Regions from separate parts of the Homo sapiens genome. Here region 1 is linked to region 2. Evidence: chromatin contacts called from ENCODE Hi-C or POLR2A ChIA-PET data. All regions are on one chromosome and are shown on one strand. Each heading gives the region's core, a stretch centred on a gene start or an enhancer-like site at or near the end of the contact. The rest is flanking DNA. Distances are from core to core; before and after follow the strand shown. Region 1 holds the start of NLRP3 (NLR family pyrin domain containing 3). Region 2 overlaps ZNF496-DT (ZNF496 divergent transcript).

Evidence for each region. Hi-C counts contacts between places; a loop is a spot of excess contacts on that map. ChIA-PET counts read pairs that join two places held with the same protein, here RNA polymerase II (POLR2A). Pooled maps may share reads with other maps.
Region 1: a loop to region 2 is called in a map of CD14-positive monocyte, with 4 times the contacts of the local background. The contact joins the promoter of NLRP3 here to the enhancer-like site in region 2. A Hi-C loop is called at or near these places in 2 of 168 maps with a recorded cell type or tissue (both CD14-positive monocyte), 1 of 37 single-sample maps with no recorded cell type and 9 of 50 pooled maps. POLR2A ChIA-PET finds 5 or more read pairs at or near these places in 5 of 52 experiments (AG04450, CD4-positive, alpha-beta memory T cell, T-cell and 2 more).

The regions. Positions count from the first base shown.
Region 1 is chr1:247,414,388-247,417,439 of GRCh38, reverse strand. It overlaps NLRP3 (NLR family pyrin domain containing 3), which reads right to left and starts at 1,267. Exons shown (of 10, transcript NM_001243133.2): 1 at 1,247-1,267.
Region 2 is chr1:247,369,777-247,373,171 of GRCh38, reverse strand. The region is part of intron 1 of ZNF496-DT (ZNF496 divergent transcript); the gene reads right to left. Among named protein-coding and RNA genes, the nearest start is that of ZNF496-DT, 39 kb to the right of the region's middle. Within about 2 kb of position 1,756, at least 2 of the 41 ENCODE cell types and tissues checked have a DNase peak (open chromatin) inside an H3K27ac peak, as active enhancers do.

The DNA.
Region 1 (3,052 bases), core at 18-2,517, 45 kb before region 2:
GCAAAATTCGCAATTGTTATCATTATAATTCACATTAATTTAGAGCTTTCCACAGGCTAGGCACTCACTGATGTTTTTCCCCATCTAACCTGCACAGAGCTCTATGAGGTGCACCTATTCCTAGCCCCATTTTATAGATGCATAAACTGAGTCTTAGGGGGACTAGGAAGCCTGCCGAGGGGTTTAGAACCAGGAAGGAACAGAGCCAGGATTTTGACCAGAGATATGAGACCATGTCTTCCATCACTTGTTTCAGTCAGACAAAGACAAAGACAACAAAATAGATGACTAAAAGACACACTTCCCCAGCATTTATCACAGGTGTATCACTGCAGCATTCACCAACATAGTCTTCCCAACTAGACTGTGAGTTCCACAAAAACTAGCAATCACCTGCTGTATCTTTAGATCTTCCATATCTCCTAGAGTCCGGATGGATGAACAAGTTGGCTTTGTTTGGAATTGTTCCCTCCTTGATCCCTTGATTATACTCTATTTGGCAAAGCACCTCAACCTAAAGCCATAAATAACACTCAAGGGAGGCAGAGAGCCTGGAAAACGGTGGAGCTCTCCAAATTGGAATTTCTGTGACTGCAGTTCAATGTCAAGATGCCTCAGACTCACTCATCTCTCCCGTCCCATCTCCATTCCTGCCTATCTACTCCTCGCCTCCTGAGCCCTGCAAACCCAGCCCTGTGCATCCTGAGGTGACTGCTCTCCAGACAGCCCTATTAGCTCCGCATACCCTCCCAGCTCCTGCCCATCCTGAGGTGACTGCTCTCCAGACAGCCCTATTAGCTCCGCATACCCTCCCAGCTCCTGCCCCATCAGTCCTTCCATCTGCATCAGGATTCTGCCTTTCTTCTGTGCTCCTTCCACCCTAACACCAGCACAAAAATCTGCTGCCCTTTGGTCTTTAAGGAGGTTTGTTTCCTTCTGTATATCCCATCCATCTTCTCCCCTGGGAGGGATACTGGGCAAATCTGCTGAAGTCGTGGGTGTAAACTATGGTTGCTGCCGCTGTCCTCCCCGCTTCCCCCCGCCACATACACACACACGAACTTGCACACGTAGAGCCCAAATAATGATAAAAGAACATTCCAGAAATGTTGTTGAAGCACAACCTTGGAGACGCCAGAAGAAATTCCTAGTGCATTAACCAGGACAAGTTCTGCCCTCTGAACACAATCTCCCCCACTGCTCTCCCGGTCCTGTCGCCCACACTGCCCCGCGGAGCTGGACTTACCCAGATGCCAGCCTCAGGAACAGCTAGAGAGGAAATGCAATGAATTTATAGCAGTCGCAGCCCCAGAAGGGGCAGGAAGGATGTGGTCTCCACTTACATCAGAGCAGAGGCAGAGAGACTAATGGTTAATCACATAGCTGGATTTTCCAAATGGGATCAACAGTGTTGTCAAAACCGTGTCTCGGTTCCATACTGGGGTTCACCTTGCTCTCCTCTGAGGCACCCCACAGAAGCAGGGTGGGAGGCCAGTATGAGATGGGGCTGGGGGTCAAATCGGCAGTGCTAAATGGATGTTGCCTCTGACACTGCCCGCTGCAACGGCTCCACTGAGAGTGAGGGAAGTGAAACTAAGGACATGCCATGCGAGTGAGTAAAGAATCCAGAGCATGACCTGACCCAGCCTTCAAACTCCAGAGTCCATGCCCTGTCCTCTCACAGCAAGATGGCTGGAAGGCAGTACAGGTTCTCTCCGACATGTTCTACTTTTAAAGCACAAATTTTACTCCCTGACTCATTGACTCACCTGTTCCACTAACACTCACGGAATGGCTGGTATGTGGCAGGCATGCACACAAAGCCTCAGCTTGAGTAGCTTGAGGAGAGACACACACAGACCTACTCTGCAGCTCATGAGACGGCCGCAGGACCACAGACCGGCAAAGGCACAAGTTCAACAGAGCTTGGTGGGTGAGAGGCACTCGCTCAGCCTCTGGGTGAGTGAAAAGGACGAGCACCCAGTTCAGTGGAGGGATGTCAGCAAATGACTGGGTCTGTCTGTGCCTCATACCTGTAAAAGGGTGACAATAATTGCCTGCTACTTCTTTAGATCTTCCAAATCTCCTAGACTCAGGATGGATGAACAAGTGGTTTTGCTTGGAATTGCCCCCTCCTTGATCCCTTCATTATACTGCATTTGACCAAGCACTACATCAACCCAAATAACGGTACCTATCCTAGAAGGCTGTCAGAAAACACTGAGTGAATGGCTAAACGTGAGGCCTTTAAAACAGAGCCTGGCACAGAGAAGCTAGAATAAGCAGTTGGTTCCGATGACTACCACCTTTCTACAGAACTGCAGAGAGAATGCTCTACAACATGAGAGAGGCATCTAGTCCTGCTTAGGGGCATGACAGCAGACCTGAGTCTCCATGAACCAGGTGAAAGGTGTCATTCGGGGCTGGAGCTGAGGCAGGAGCAGCAAAAACTTCAGGTGCTGAAGCTAGAGAGAAAGCAGACCAAATATGCTCCAAAAGAAAGGAGCTCAGCCTGGGTGCAGTGGCTCATGCCTGTAATCCCAGCACTTTGAGAGGCCAAGGCAGGCAGATCACAAGGTCAGGAGTTTGAGACCAGCCTGGCCAACATGACGAAACCCCATCTCTACTAAAAATATAAAAAAAAATAGCTGGGTGTGGTGGCGGGCACCTGTAATCCCAGCTACTCAGGAAGCTGAGGCAAGAGAATCACTTGAACCTGGGAGGTGGAGGCTGCAGTGAGCTGAGATTGTGCCACTGCACTCCAGCCTGGGTGACAAGAGCAAGACTCCATTTCAAAAAAAAAAAAAGGAGCTCATTGGCTGAACCTGGGATCTTTTTGTTTTTGTTTGTTTAGTCAAGTTAATTTAGGTATAATTCAGCCGGGCGCAGTGGCTCACGCCTGTAATCCCAGCTCTCAGGGAGGCAAGAGGCGGGAGGATAGCTTGAGCCCAGGAGTTCGAGACCTGCCTGGGCAATATAGTGAGACCCCATTCTCCAGAAAAAGGAAAAAAAAAAGACAAATTTAGGTATAATTCATATGCAGTAAAAATCC
Region 2 (3,395 bases), core at 507-3,006:
TCAGGTGATTCGCCCGCCTAGGCTGGGATTACAGGCGTGAGCCACCGCGCCCGGCATATTTTTTTTGTACTGTCAGTAGAGATGGGGCTTCACCATGTTGCCCAGGCTGGTCTCAAACTCCTAAATTCGAGTGACCCGCCCGCCTCGCCCCCTGCAGTGCTGGATTACAGGCGTGAGCCTCAGTGCCCGGGTTTCCCATTCATTTTCTAGCTGGACACGGAAGGATGTGACCGAGACGCTGACGGCGTCCGTACTGTCCTCGGCGCCCTCTGGTGGTCACAGCCAAGTACAACTTGCGGAACAATTCAGCTCCAGCTAAATTTGGCAGTGCCAGGGATGGGTCTATCACTCTTCTGGGAGGAAAACGCATGACCTTGCAATTTGTTTTAAGAACGACCATAGTGGGCTGAGCGCAGCGGCTCACGCCTGTAATCCCAGCACTTTGGGAGGCCGAGGCGGGCGGATCACGAGGTTAGGAGTTTGAGACCAGCCTGGCCAACATGGTAAAACCCCGTCTCTACTAAAAATACAAAAATTAGCCGGGTGTGGTGGCGCGCGCCTGTAATCCCAGCTACTCGGGAGGCTGAGGCAGGAGCACTGCTTGAAGCCGGGAGGCGGAGGTTGCAGTCAGCTGAGATTGTGCCATTGTACTCCAGCTCTGGGCGACAAAAACGAACAAACAACAACAAACAAACAAACAAAACGACAGGAGCGACCGGATCACAGGCTCAGGCCTGCGATCTCAGTACTTTGGGAGGCCAAGGCGGGTGGATCACACGAGGCCAGGAACATGCGAATCGCTTGAACCCAGGAGGTGGGGGTTACAGTGAGCCAAGATCGCGCCACTGCACCCCAGCCTGGGCAACTAAGCGAGACCGTGTCTCAAAAAACAAACAAAAAAAAAACAGGGCCTGTGCCTCTCCACGGTCACCCTTTACTAAATGTGCATGTGCGTGTTCCCACTAGTCCCGGGAATGGACGCCACGTCTCCGCAGCACCTGCACGGCTGGAATACCGCAGAATTGTGACAGGCATTGGAACCAGAGCAATTCCATCTTGAACATGGGCTGGGTAAATTGAGGCTGAGACCTGGAAGGCTGCACTCCCAGACAGTTAAGGCTTTCTAAGTCACAGGATGAGATAGGGGGTAGGCACACGATACAGGTCATAAAGACCTTGCTAATAAAACAGGTTGCAGTAAAAAAGCCGGACAAATCCTACCAAAACCAAGATGGCCACGAGAGTGACCTCTGGTTGTCCTCCTTGCTACACTCCCGCCAGCGCCATGACAGTTTACAAACGCCATGGCAACCTCAGGAAGTCACCCGGTATGGTCCAAAAAGGGGAGACATGAATAATCCACCCCTCGTTTAGCATATCATCAAGAAATAATCATCAAAATGGGCAGGCAGCAGCCCTTGGGGCTGCTCTGTCTGTGGAGAAGCCAATCTTTATTCCTTTACTTTCTTGATAAACTTGCTTTCACTTTACAGAGTCACCCTAATTCTTTCTTGTGCGAGATCCAAAAACCCTCTCTTAGGGTCTGGATTGGGACCCCTTTCCAGTAACAGAAGCACAAATACGGTTTTGTCGCCCACATTCTAGGGCTTCTGGATGTGCAAATACGGCTTTTCCCCCCGCATTCTAGGGCTTCTGGATGTGCAAATACGGCTTTTTCCCCCGCATTCTAGGGCTTCTGGATGTGCATTCTGGGCAGGCCTTAGATTCCAGGGTTAGCCACTGCAGTGACTGCTCAAGATCACTCCTTGGCCCCAGGCCAGACAGGGTGCAGAGGATGACTGTCCCAGGATGGATCACCCCAGAATCCCCAGTAGCAGCACATTACTTGTAAAAAACATTCTTTTCAGGATTTGTCCCACTCGAGACACTTTAATTTTAGAATAGGCTACACGACTGCTAATGAGTAGTAAGAGCAGACACTGTGCTTGGAGCCATAATAAACCCTCCTCCACTGGGAGTGCATCTTCACTTTCCCATTCCTGGAGGTGAGAAGAGAGAGTAGCTGAGAACATTCTGAGTTATGTAAGGCATACAACATTTATTTATTTATTTATTTTGAGACAGAGTCTTGCTCTGTGACCTAGGCTGGAGCGCAGTGATGTAATCGAGGCTCTCTGCAGCCCCTGCCTCCCGGGTTCAAACAATTCCCCGGGAGGCATACAAAATTTATCAGGCTCAGAGAGACAGCAGTATGGGGGGGCGGGGGCAAGGCGGGGGCAGTTGTTTAAAGGCATTTTGTTCCTGACTAGCTGCATCACCTATTATCTCCATGTTGCTAGCGTTTGTGATACAAAGAAAAATGTATAGCTAACCAATAGCTTATGTTATTTTAATGTAAATTTTTTATAAACAGCTGAGGAACTGCCTCTTTCATCCTTTAAAAACTCACTTGCAACTGCTGCTAATTGGAGGATATATTCAGAGCAACTTGAATCTATCTCTCCCGGCTTACAGTCCTCAAACTTGGCCCAAATAAACTCCACTTATATTAATTTTGCCTCAGTTTCTTCTTTAATCAACAAAGGGAAGGGAAGTGCCTAAGGGAAGTGGGGCTGCCTAAGAATGCTCAAAGCAAGCCCACCACTGAGGTCTGGGCAGAGAGTGATACTTCAGGCTTTACTGCTCCTCTCAACCTGGGAAATTTTCCTTTTGTTTTGCATTAAAATACAGTGGGGGCAACCAAACTCCCTCGATGAAAAAACGGATAAGGACAATTTGAAAAACACAAATAACTGAATACTCATTCAGCTTTTAAAAGACGAAATTGGCCAGGCGCGGTGGCTCACACCTATAATCCCAGCACTTTGGGAGCCCAAGGCGGGTGGATCACAAGGTCAGGAGATCGAGACCATCCTGGCTAACACGGTGAAACCCCGTCTCTACTAAAAATACAAAAAATTAGCCGGGCGTGGTGGCGGGCGCCTGTAGTCCCAGGTACTCAGAGGTTGAGGCAGGAGAATGTCGTGAACCCGGGAGGCGGAGCTTGCAGTGAGCCGAGATCGCACCACTGCACTCCAGCCTGGGCGACAGAGCCAGACTCTGTCTCAAAAAAAAAAAATTCAAAATTTTGTTATATGGACAATAGGGATAAATCTTGAGGACACTATGCCAAGTGAAATAACCAAGTAACAAAAGAGATACTGGGCCAGGTACGGTGGCTCACACCTGTAATCCCAGCACTTTGGGAGGTCCAGGCAGAAGGATCACGAGATCAGGAGATGGAGACCATCCTGGCCAACATGGTGAAACCCCGTCTCTACTAAAAATACAAAAATTAGCTGGGCGTAATGGCGCATGCCTGCAGTCCCAGCTACTCAGAAGGCTGAGGCAGGAGAATCACTTGAACCAGGGAGTCGGAGGTTGCAGTGAGTGGA